Regions from separate parts of the Homo sapiens genome. Here all the other regions are linked to region 1. Evidence: chromatin contacts called from ENCODE Hi-C or POLR2A ChIA-PET data. All regions are on one chromosome and are shown on one strand. Each heading gives the region's core, a stretch centred on a gene start or an enhancer-like site at or near the end of the contact. The rest is flanking DNA. Distances are from core to core; before and after follow the strand shown. Region 1 holds the start of LINC01215 (long intergenic non-protein coding RNA 1215). Region 2 overlaps HHLA2 (HHLA2 member of B7 family). Region 3 overlaps HHLA2 (HHLA2 member of B7 family).

What was found. A loop is a pair of places that touch in the nucleus more often than their neighbours do. ChIA-PET counts read pairs that join two places held with the same protein, here RNA polymerase II (POLR2A). Pooled maps may share reads with other maps.
Region 2: a loop to region 1 is called in a map of B cell, with 3 times the contacts of the local background. The contact joins the enhancer-like site here to the promoter of LINC01215 in region 1. A Hi-C loop is called at or near these places in 1 of 168 maps with a recorded cell type or tissue (B cell) and 7 of 50 pooled maps. POLR2A ChIA-PET finds 5 or more read pairs at or near these places in 5 of 52 experiments (Caco-2, Panc1, activated B cell and 2 more).
Region 3: a loop to region 1 is called in a map with no recorded cell type, with 4 times the contacts of the local background. The contact joins the enhancer-like site here to the promoter of LINC01215 in region 1. A Hi-C loop is called at or near these places in 2 of 37 single-sample maps with no recorded cell type and 9 of 50 pooled maps. POLR2A ChIA-PET finds 5 or more read pairs at or near these places in 2 of 52 experiments (activated T-cell and activated naive CD4-positive, alpha-beta T cell).

What each region holds. Positions count from the first base shown.
Region 1 is chr3:108,123,814-108,126,513 of GRCh38, forward strand. It overlaps LINC01215 (long intergenic non-protein coding RNA 1215), which reads left to right and starts at 1,251. Exons shown (of 2, transcript NR_110030.1): 1 at 1,251-1,329. RefSeq lists enhancers at 434-693, 488-988, 774-823, 894-1,033, 1,314-1,363 and 2 more.
Region 2 is chr3:108,318,458-108,321,157 of GRCh38, forward strand. The region is part of intron 2 of HHLA2 (HHLA2 member of B7 family); the gene reads left to right. Among named protein-coding and RNA genes, the nearest start is that of HHLA2, 23 kb to the left of the region's middle. Within about 2 kb of position 1,442, at least 2 of the 41 ENCODE cell types and tissues checked have a DNase peak (open chromatin) inside an H3K27ac peak, as active enhancers do.
Region 3 is chr3:108,344,350-108,347,049 of GRCh38, forward strand. All of the region lies in intron 2 of HHLA2 (HHLA2 member of B7 family), which reads left to right. Among named protein-coding and RNA genes, the nearest start is that of HHLA2, 49 kb to the left of the region's middle. Within about 2 kb of position 1,287, at least 3 of the 41 ENCODE cell types and tissues checked have a DNase peak (open chromatin) inside an H3K27ac peak, as active enhancers do.

The sequences.
Region 1 (2,700 bases), core at 1-2,500:
ACACATTTAAAAAGGCACAATTAGAAGAATACCGCAAAAATAAAAAGAAAAATTCAGTTTGATCTGAGGGGGAAAAGAAAAAGCTGTTTTCATGAAAAACAGATTTTGAAGTACTTTTGTCATCAGCTTCCTTTCAATTCTTCTGGTTAATTTCATGAAGGCTGTGCGACCTTTCAACTTCCAAATGTTTGCAGGAGGGAAGGGTGGTAACGTGTGAGTGGAAAAACAATTAATTTTCAAGGTATGGGATTTTATAGTAGAGACTTCCTTAGCAGGATGGACCGTGACAGGGTGTTAGTGATGGAGACCTTAGGAGGAGAGGGCAGAAGATATGGGTTTGAGGTCCTGATGTACTCTGCCTGCTGTGTGATCTTGGACAAGTTCCGACCCCTCTCAGGGGTTCAACATCTTCCTACCTACATGAAGTGATGGGATCAAACACCTCTGTGGCCCTCTCTAGTCTATATGTTTGCATTTCTAACTGTAGAGCATGATAAAAAAATAAATCAGAAGTCAGTGATCTTTAGGTTACTAGTCAGGATGAAACTCAAAAGATCTATTTTTAAAATTATGAGTATTGGGTGTGGTGAAAATATTCATATTTGGGGTCAGAGAGTTTTTCTAATAGAATCAATTCTAGAGCATTCAGACTTGCTCTCACCCCAAAGAGGAAGTGAATGAAAGCTCTTCTTTCTCCTCTGCTGCTTTCTTTGTCCATGGGAGTATGCAAATTTTTCTGGCAACACAGAAGACTGAACACAGGAAGCCTGAACCCCGTGAAGCCATAAGGCTTAGCATGGGTGTGGAGGGTGATCAACCCCTCATCTGTCATTCAGAACTCCATGCTGCAACACAGAGGGGAAAAAAAACCTTCTGCTCCCTGTTTCAACCTCAAGGGCAGAGAACACAGGCCGAGTTGCTGTTCTTGTCTCACAATCTGGAGGCCAGAAGTCTGAAATCAAGGTGTCGGCAGGATTGGCTCCTTCTGGGAGCTGCGAGGGAAGTATCTGTTCCAGGCCTCTCTCCTTGGCTTACAGATGGCTGTTGATATGGTTTGGCTGTGTCCTCACCCAAACCCCATCTTGAATTGTAGTTCCCATAATCTCCACGTGTCATGGAAGGGACCCGGGGGAGGTAATTGAATCATGGGGGCAGTTACCTTCACGCTGTTCTCGTGAAAGTGAGTGAGTTCTCAGGAGATCTGATAAGGGGACTTTCCTCATTTTACTCACTCAGTTCTCTTCCTGCCACCACTTGAAGAAGGACGTGTTTGCTTCCCCTTCTGCCGTGATTCTAAGTTTCCTGAGGCCTCCCCAGCCATGCTGAACTGTGAGTTAATTAAACCTCTTGCCTTTATAAATTACCCAGTCTTGGGTATGTCCTTATAGCAGCATGAGAATGGAAATACAGCCATCTTCTCCATGTGTCTCTTTACATTGTCTTCCCTCTGTAAGCGTTCGTTTCTGTTATAAGACACTAGTCTTATTGGATTAGAGACTGTAATGACCTCATTTAAATTTGATTACCTCAGTAAACACACTATCTCCAAATAAGGTCACATTCTGAAATATTCAGGGTTAGGACTCCAGTAATATCTTTTTGTGGGGAGACACACTTCAATCCATAACATACTATAAGAGAAGGGAGCGCTTACCACTGTCCATTACCTGGAACCAGTTCAGACAACCATCATCTTTCTACATGCGATGGAGAAAACAGTTCACCTGGGCATTTTTGCTATGACAGGAGGAAACGTCAATATCAAACCATTGGAGAAGGTAGCTGAGTCATTCATTTGTGGCAGCAACCATCTTTCCTTCCCGCACCCCCTGGCTAGGCTGCTCCATGTTGGGAGGTGGTGTGTTCAGTACAGCCACAGTGAGCTAAGTGAGGGCTTCAGCTGCAGGCTGGAGTGACCCAGGGAGGAACTGCCGCCTATCAAAAGGAAACACCTGCCACAGAAGGTTCACTGAAGCCTGAGAAAATAAACGTCAAGAGCTCTGGGCTGTGCCACCACCAGTCTCCACCACTATTCTGAGGCAGAATGCACCTATTGGCTCACAATGCTGTGAAAGAAAACAAGAAAGTCGTGATGGTGAGCGCTGCCCTGCAGAGATAATGAGCCACTAGAGTAGTTCTGAGGCAGGAGCCAGAGGAGCTGTGACACAGAGGCAGTCAGGGAGTGGGACTGGGGTCACAGGAGGGGCTGGACCCAGTGGTCTAGTGCCTCATCTCATTCCAGATATGTGACCTAAGATCTGCATGTGTGTGCCTGTGCATGTGTGTGCCTATGTGTATGTGGATATGTGGCAACATATATGTGCATGCATGTAAGTGAGTACACATGCATGTGCATGTGGTGGGGTGTGGGTGACTGGATAGAGGGAGCATGGGGAAAGGGAGGGAAAAGAGGGTTAAAACCGTGACAGGATAATAAGCATCTGAAATACTTAACTACAACAAAATGTTCTGAGGCTTTGTACAGCCTTATTTTCCAAACTGCAGGTTGTGGCTCAGCAGTCAGCTGGGAAATCAATTTACCCATGCAGAGATTCTTAACCTGGGTCTGTGGACACTGCCCTTTCCCCACAAGAGGCCCAAGGATAGAATTGTATTTCAATATCATTGATTTCCTTTGTAAGCCTAAGAGTTTTGCTTTATGCATTTAAAAACACTACAAGAAAGGATCCATAGGCTTCA
Region 2 (2,700 bases), core at 192-2,691, 190 kb after region 1:
TTCTCTATGGAGTTCTCTTATAATTCACCAGTTATATTGGAAACTATGCTGAAAACAATGCCTGCACTTAGCTAATGCTCAGTCTAATTCCTGGAAATAAAAAATCACCCAAATTATTTTCCTTTTCCCCCAACATCTTTTTCTTCGTATTATACTAATTCATGTTCATTGAGGAAAAATTAGAAAATGGAGAAGAAAAAAAAATCACAACTCTATCATGTAAAGAAACAATACTAACATTTTACTCATGCTGTCAAATATTTTCCTACCCACATATATTTTGCCTGTGTCTGTCTTTAAGCTATAAGTTGTGTTGATCCTGCTTCTTACAACCTACTTTAGATCAGCTTTACTTCCATCCTACACCATATGGAAGTGCATTCTCCAAGATTCCTGGAATTCCCCAGAGATTCATATTTATCTTTGTCTCTTTGTCAACATTGGTTATGACATCTCATTTCTTTCATTTTGTAGCTATTTCCTTTTCTCCACTTCGCAAATAGCTCCATTCTCCCCAAACACATACAATATCACTCACAAGGTAGCTCTAAGTTCTTTGGCCACTGACTACCTTGTTCCTATGCTCTTTCTCTGTTCCTTCTCTCTTCTCTCCTTCCCACATCCGAAATTCCTGTTTATTTCTTATTTATGGTACCTTAGGAACATGCCTTGATGAGATAGTTCAGAATATGAGGGCCTGGGTGGGAAAGAGGCAAAGACCCTAAAAGAAACCATAGTGATAGCTAGTAAAATACTTTTTTTTTTTTCTCACACCACATCATGTACTTGACTTAAAGAAGGAAAATAGAGTCATATGACTTTGGCATACAACTTCTCCATTGGTCAGGCTGAAGCTTTCTTGGAACCCCACTCTAATCTGAGACTCTTCCCACTTGATCTTCCTTCCTTCCTCGACTCTTTTCAAGTGTTAGAACTTTATTATGATCTTAAGCTTCTTCTTGCCTTCTTCAGCTCCTTCTCCTTGTCCTTCTTGAATATTCTACCAATAAATCTTCTGCAATAATTCTGTCTTGGCATCTGCTTCTCTGAAGAACCCAAAATAATACACACACACACATTTACCAAGTGACCATAAAGAGTCACAAAACCTGTTCTTGCAAAACTTGGTGATGTGCCAAGCTCGTTTCTTTTAGGTACTTGAAGTTCCTTTCATGACAAGTTTACTAGAGGCAGACACTAAAATATTCTAGTGCTAACTGCTCTTGCGGTTTCTATCATACTCCTATTAATGCAAGAGCAGATGTGCTTGTACATTTTTCCAACAATAAAATATTTTGAGTATCTCTTTTGCTAGTTAGCAAACCCGATACTGATGGAGTTAGTTCTCATTGAAGCACTTGCAGTAGCTGCTTCTAAAGCACAGATTTGTGGAGTGCTTGCTCTGAATAGGATTCTTCAGATATCAACTAACCATCCCTGTGGAGCAGATTCGCCCCGTGCATGCATGTACATATCACATAGCCTATGCATATTTGAAATAAATTTCAGTATAATGTCGACTTTACCCATGACAGTAAACAACAGCATGTCATGACTGCATAATGGTCAATTGCATGAATATCCCACTTATTTTAATAAATTCTGCAAGATAGGTTATTTTGGGCTCCTAAGTTTTCACTGTTTCTGATTTAGCAAATCTGTATACTTTGCAGTGTCCAACTTTTCATAGACTATTTCCTAGAAGAATTATTGGCTTAAAAAGCATGGCCAATTTTAAGGTTTTTGATATTTGTTGCCAAGAAGTCAGCCAGGAAGTTTGTTCCAATTTACACTTGAACCATTTCTATATGAGTAGGCTTATTTCTTTTCCTTTTATTTTCTGCATGTGAAATTATGTGTAAAATGTACAGTCCAAAGAACAACAGAAAAAAACCTAACCCTTGAATCCTCCACCAAGGTTATGAAATAGAATTTATTAAGTTGGTGCAAAAGCAATTGCGGTTTTTGTCATGACTTTTAATGGCAAAGACCACGATTACTTTTGCACCAACCTAATAGAATCCTCCTGCATTTGCTGATTCTCATCATACTTCTTCATGCCTCCCCTCTTCACAGGTAAATCATCTAGAATTTAGGGTTATGCATTCCCTTGGTTTTCTTCATAGTTTTCATAGTTAAATGATAGAGTGTGTGTGTATATATAACTATTTGTAGTCCTAAATATTATATAGATTTTTTAAATGTGGGCGGCAAATACAAAGCTAGTTGTGTGAGGAGGGTATGGTCACCGCTGTTAGGTAAAGTTGTCTAGGACAAGATGAACTTGCAGTCTTCTGCATCCTGGGACTTTATAAGGGGGCTTTCTGGTATATTCAGAGGGAGAGACCATGAAGCTCACCACAGTCCATACATTTGCAAGGACTGTAATGCAAAGCAGGTACTAACCACGTGATCAGTGGGAGTGGCATGAATTACCCTGGGTTTCTTGCTGCTAAGCTTGTTCCAGCTCGCAGAAGTCAGTGATAACAGAACACTTTGGCAGAATGAATAAATGTCCACAGTTGATTTAGGCAGCAGGACCTGGAAGAAAGAATAAGGAATTTATTAGCAAATTGTCAAGATCACTAGATTCGTATCCGGGCCAGTCTCACCAGAACATTTCTCCAGGTGTTTAAAAAAAAAAAAAAAAAAAAAGACTGTGCCAAAGCAGTGGGGATCATGGTTCTAACAGGCAGAGGC
Region 3 (2,700 bases), core at 37-2,536, 220 kb after region 1:
TGCCATTGTCTCTCCCACACCTAATACAATAACTGATTTTTTTTCATCTTTGTTGTGACTTGCTTTTATTTAGCTTTTCCAAAGCATTCATCTTATTCAATTAGTCATTGAAGATAGACCAGGTTTGGTCTTGTCCTCCCATTTAATCAATTAACATAACATTTTGTTAAATTATTTGATGATAACCCACTGAACTGCAGGGGGTAGAAGTGTACAGAAAGAGTGCACTGGCTTTCCAGAAGCACTTGGTGTGCCATGGGCATCTAGCAATATGTTTTACAGAGAAAAAGGTGACTAAGAAGTCCTTGGCCTCACATGTGCACATGTTCAACACTAACTTTATTTAATGGAGTTTTGTTCAATTGCTCACTACCTTGATGTATTCGACAAAATGCCTGCTGTCTGCCGTGTTAACCCTGGCAATTTCTTTTGTCTGTTTTCTTGGCTTTGCAGCATTCTTGCTAAACAACAACAACAACAACAAAACCCCACTCTGTCTAGCTATATTCTTTCTGATATAGAGAGCTATTAAGGAGGATTATATTATCTACCCATTTGACAAGAAGAAACATTTCGTGATTGAAGGCTGAGCTGGAAAATGGTCCCTGGAAGCAGGAGTAGTTCCCTGGACTTTACCCCACCTTGTGTAATGTGGATTCCTATTCAAGTGCTTCATCCTGGGCTCTGCTTCCAGGGAACCAACCCCTCCCAAGATGGGGAATTGAGGGCAAGTAAAGAGAGCAGTGTTCTCATTAACTGTATGAAAGCTGTAAGGAAGATTGAGAAGGAGGATGACACAGAGAAAGATGCTAAGAAAAAAATGTGGCTTCAGGTGAAGGCTCAGCCTGAACCCAAGGGAGCTCTGGGCTACAGGATGTTTCTTGCCTTGAAGCCACCACTGGGGCAGGGAGTTGCAAAGCAACATAACCTGAGAACTGCAGCTTCCATCATCCAAGTACAATCCTCCAAAGAAGGCTGAAGTTATGTGAGCAGGTAGCAGCAGCTAAGCAACACATGTGTGAAAACTAAATTGATAAAAGCAGTAAAAGGGGATCTTTGTAGGTGATTAACTGCAAATTCACAGAATATCAGATAGTAAATGTGTGGTATTGTTAAAATAACTACTTTTATTGGACCCAATTTACGAGCCTCCCTAAATTTTCTGGGTTTCTCTTGTCTCTTGGGCCCTCAACTGGTTAGACAAAAAGAGACCAGCCCCAATTTCCAAATGTCACCAGCTGACCCGTCTCCTCTGGGAAAGCCAACTTCAACATGTCCTCTATTATGCCTTCCTCCTTGGGAAGTGCAGCAGCTGCAGAATCCAGACATGACCCAAGGAAACACACAGACTGCGGTTTCACCTTTCACCTGTTTCCAGACTCAAACACAAAGCATCATACAGTTAAAATGCCACACAGTAAGGCATGGCATTTGGCTTTCGTAGTGCTTTTCCCAAGGGGCCATAGGCACAACCAGGAAGAGCATAGGAGCTAATGCCAATGGGGAAAACTTTAACCACTGGGGGGCAACTTATAGATAAATTCCTTTTTGCTCTCTTCCTCTGATGGATTGTTTTGAGCTGCTGTGGTTCTGTGGAGCATGTCTAGAGATTGTCCCTTGTGACTGAGCAGGTGGCTCTATTTTCCATTCTGAATCTGTGGCTGGCAAAGCAAGCACCACCTAGTATCTGTTTTCCATTCTTCCTTGTTTCACTTCCCCTTTTCCCTCACTCTTCCTGCCCTGCAATTGCACCTCCTCACCTCCCCCAAAACGTTAGCACATAATCTTAGCTTGATTTCCAAAATCAAAAATAAAAACACACCAAAACAGAACCGAAGGCAAAGACAGCACCCCTAGAGATCAAAGTTTCAGTACATGTACAAATCCCCTAAATGGTGGGATTTCACTGTGAAACATCAGGAGAGATATTTTGAGTAAAGAGAGGGTAATCCTGAAATTGTTCTTTTGTTCTTTTTCTGTCTAAACAGTCAATCTTATTAAAATCTAAGTGGATGCTAAGGAACATCCCCAGGATGCTACAAAGAGTTTTCCTTTGTTAAGACGTCTTTTACAAACTAGCTCGGTGTCATGAGCACTGTGGTGAGGCACAGAAAGTAAAAACAATGCAGAGGAGAATGTAGCAACCTAGAAGCTGCTTTTCCTCAAAGGAGTGCAGAACATTCATGAACTGGCATAATGATGAGAGTGATGCAAAACATTCTTATGTTTCAAAAAAGAGAATTGACCTGTTCTTGTGGCTCTGGTCAGATTGAGACCAGCAGTTATGAGGCCAGGACTAGTCTTTTAAAAAATATATTGACAGATAACATTATATGTTTTTATCGTGTACAACATGATATTGTGAAGTACACATACATTGTGAAATGGTTTTGAGCGTTACTAATGTGCAGGCTAGAGAATCTGTCCCAACTGCAAGTGATGTTTGCATCATCATGTCACAATTAGTACTGATGGCTGTGGTCAATTTAGTCTGGAGCTATTAAGATGGGTATGGGGGAGCTGTTCTGTTTTCGCTATTTTATGCTTGTAGAAATGGCCTCAATTTTCTCTTCTGTCTGATTAGTCTTAGCATATGGATTTCTTTTTTGCCATATTCTATTGCAGAGGCTGCCTCTCTCTGCCTTTCTCCCTCACATCTGGAATCCAGCCAAAAGTACCAGAACAAGATGCTTCTCACAT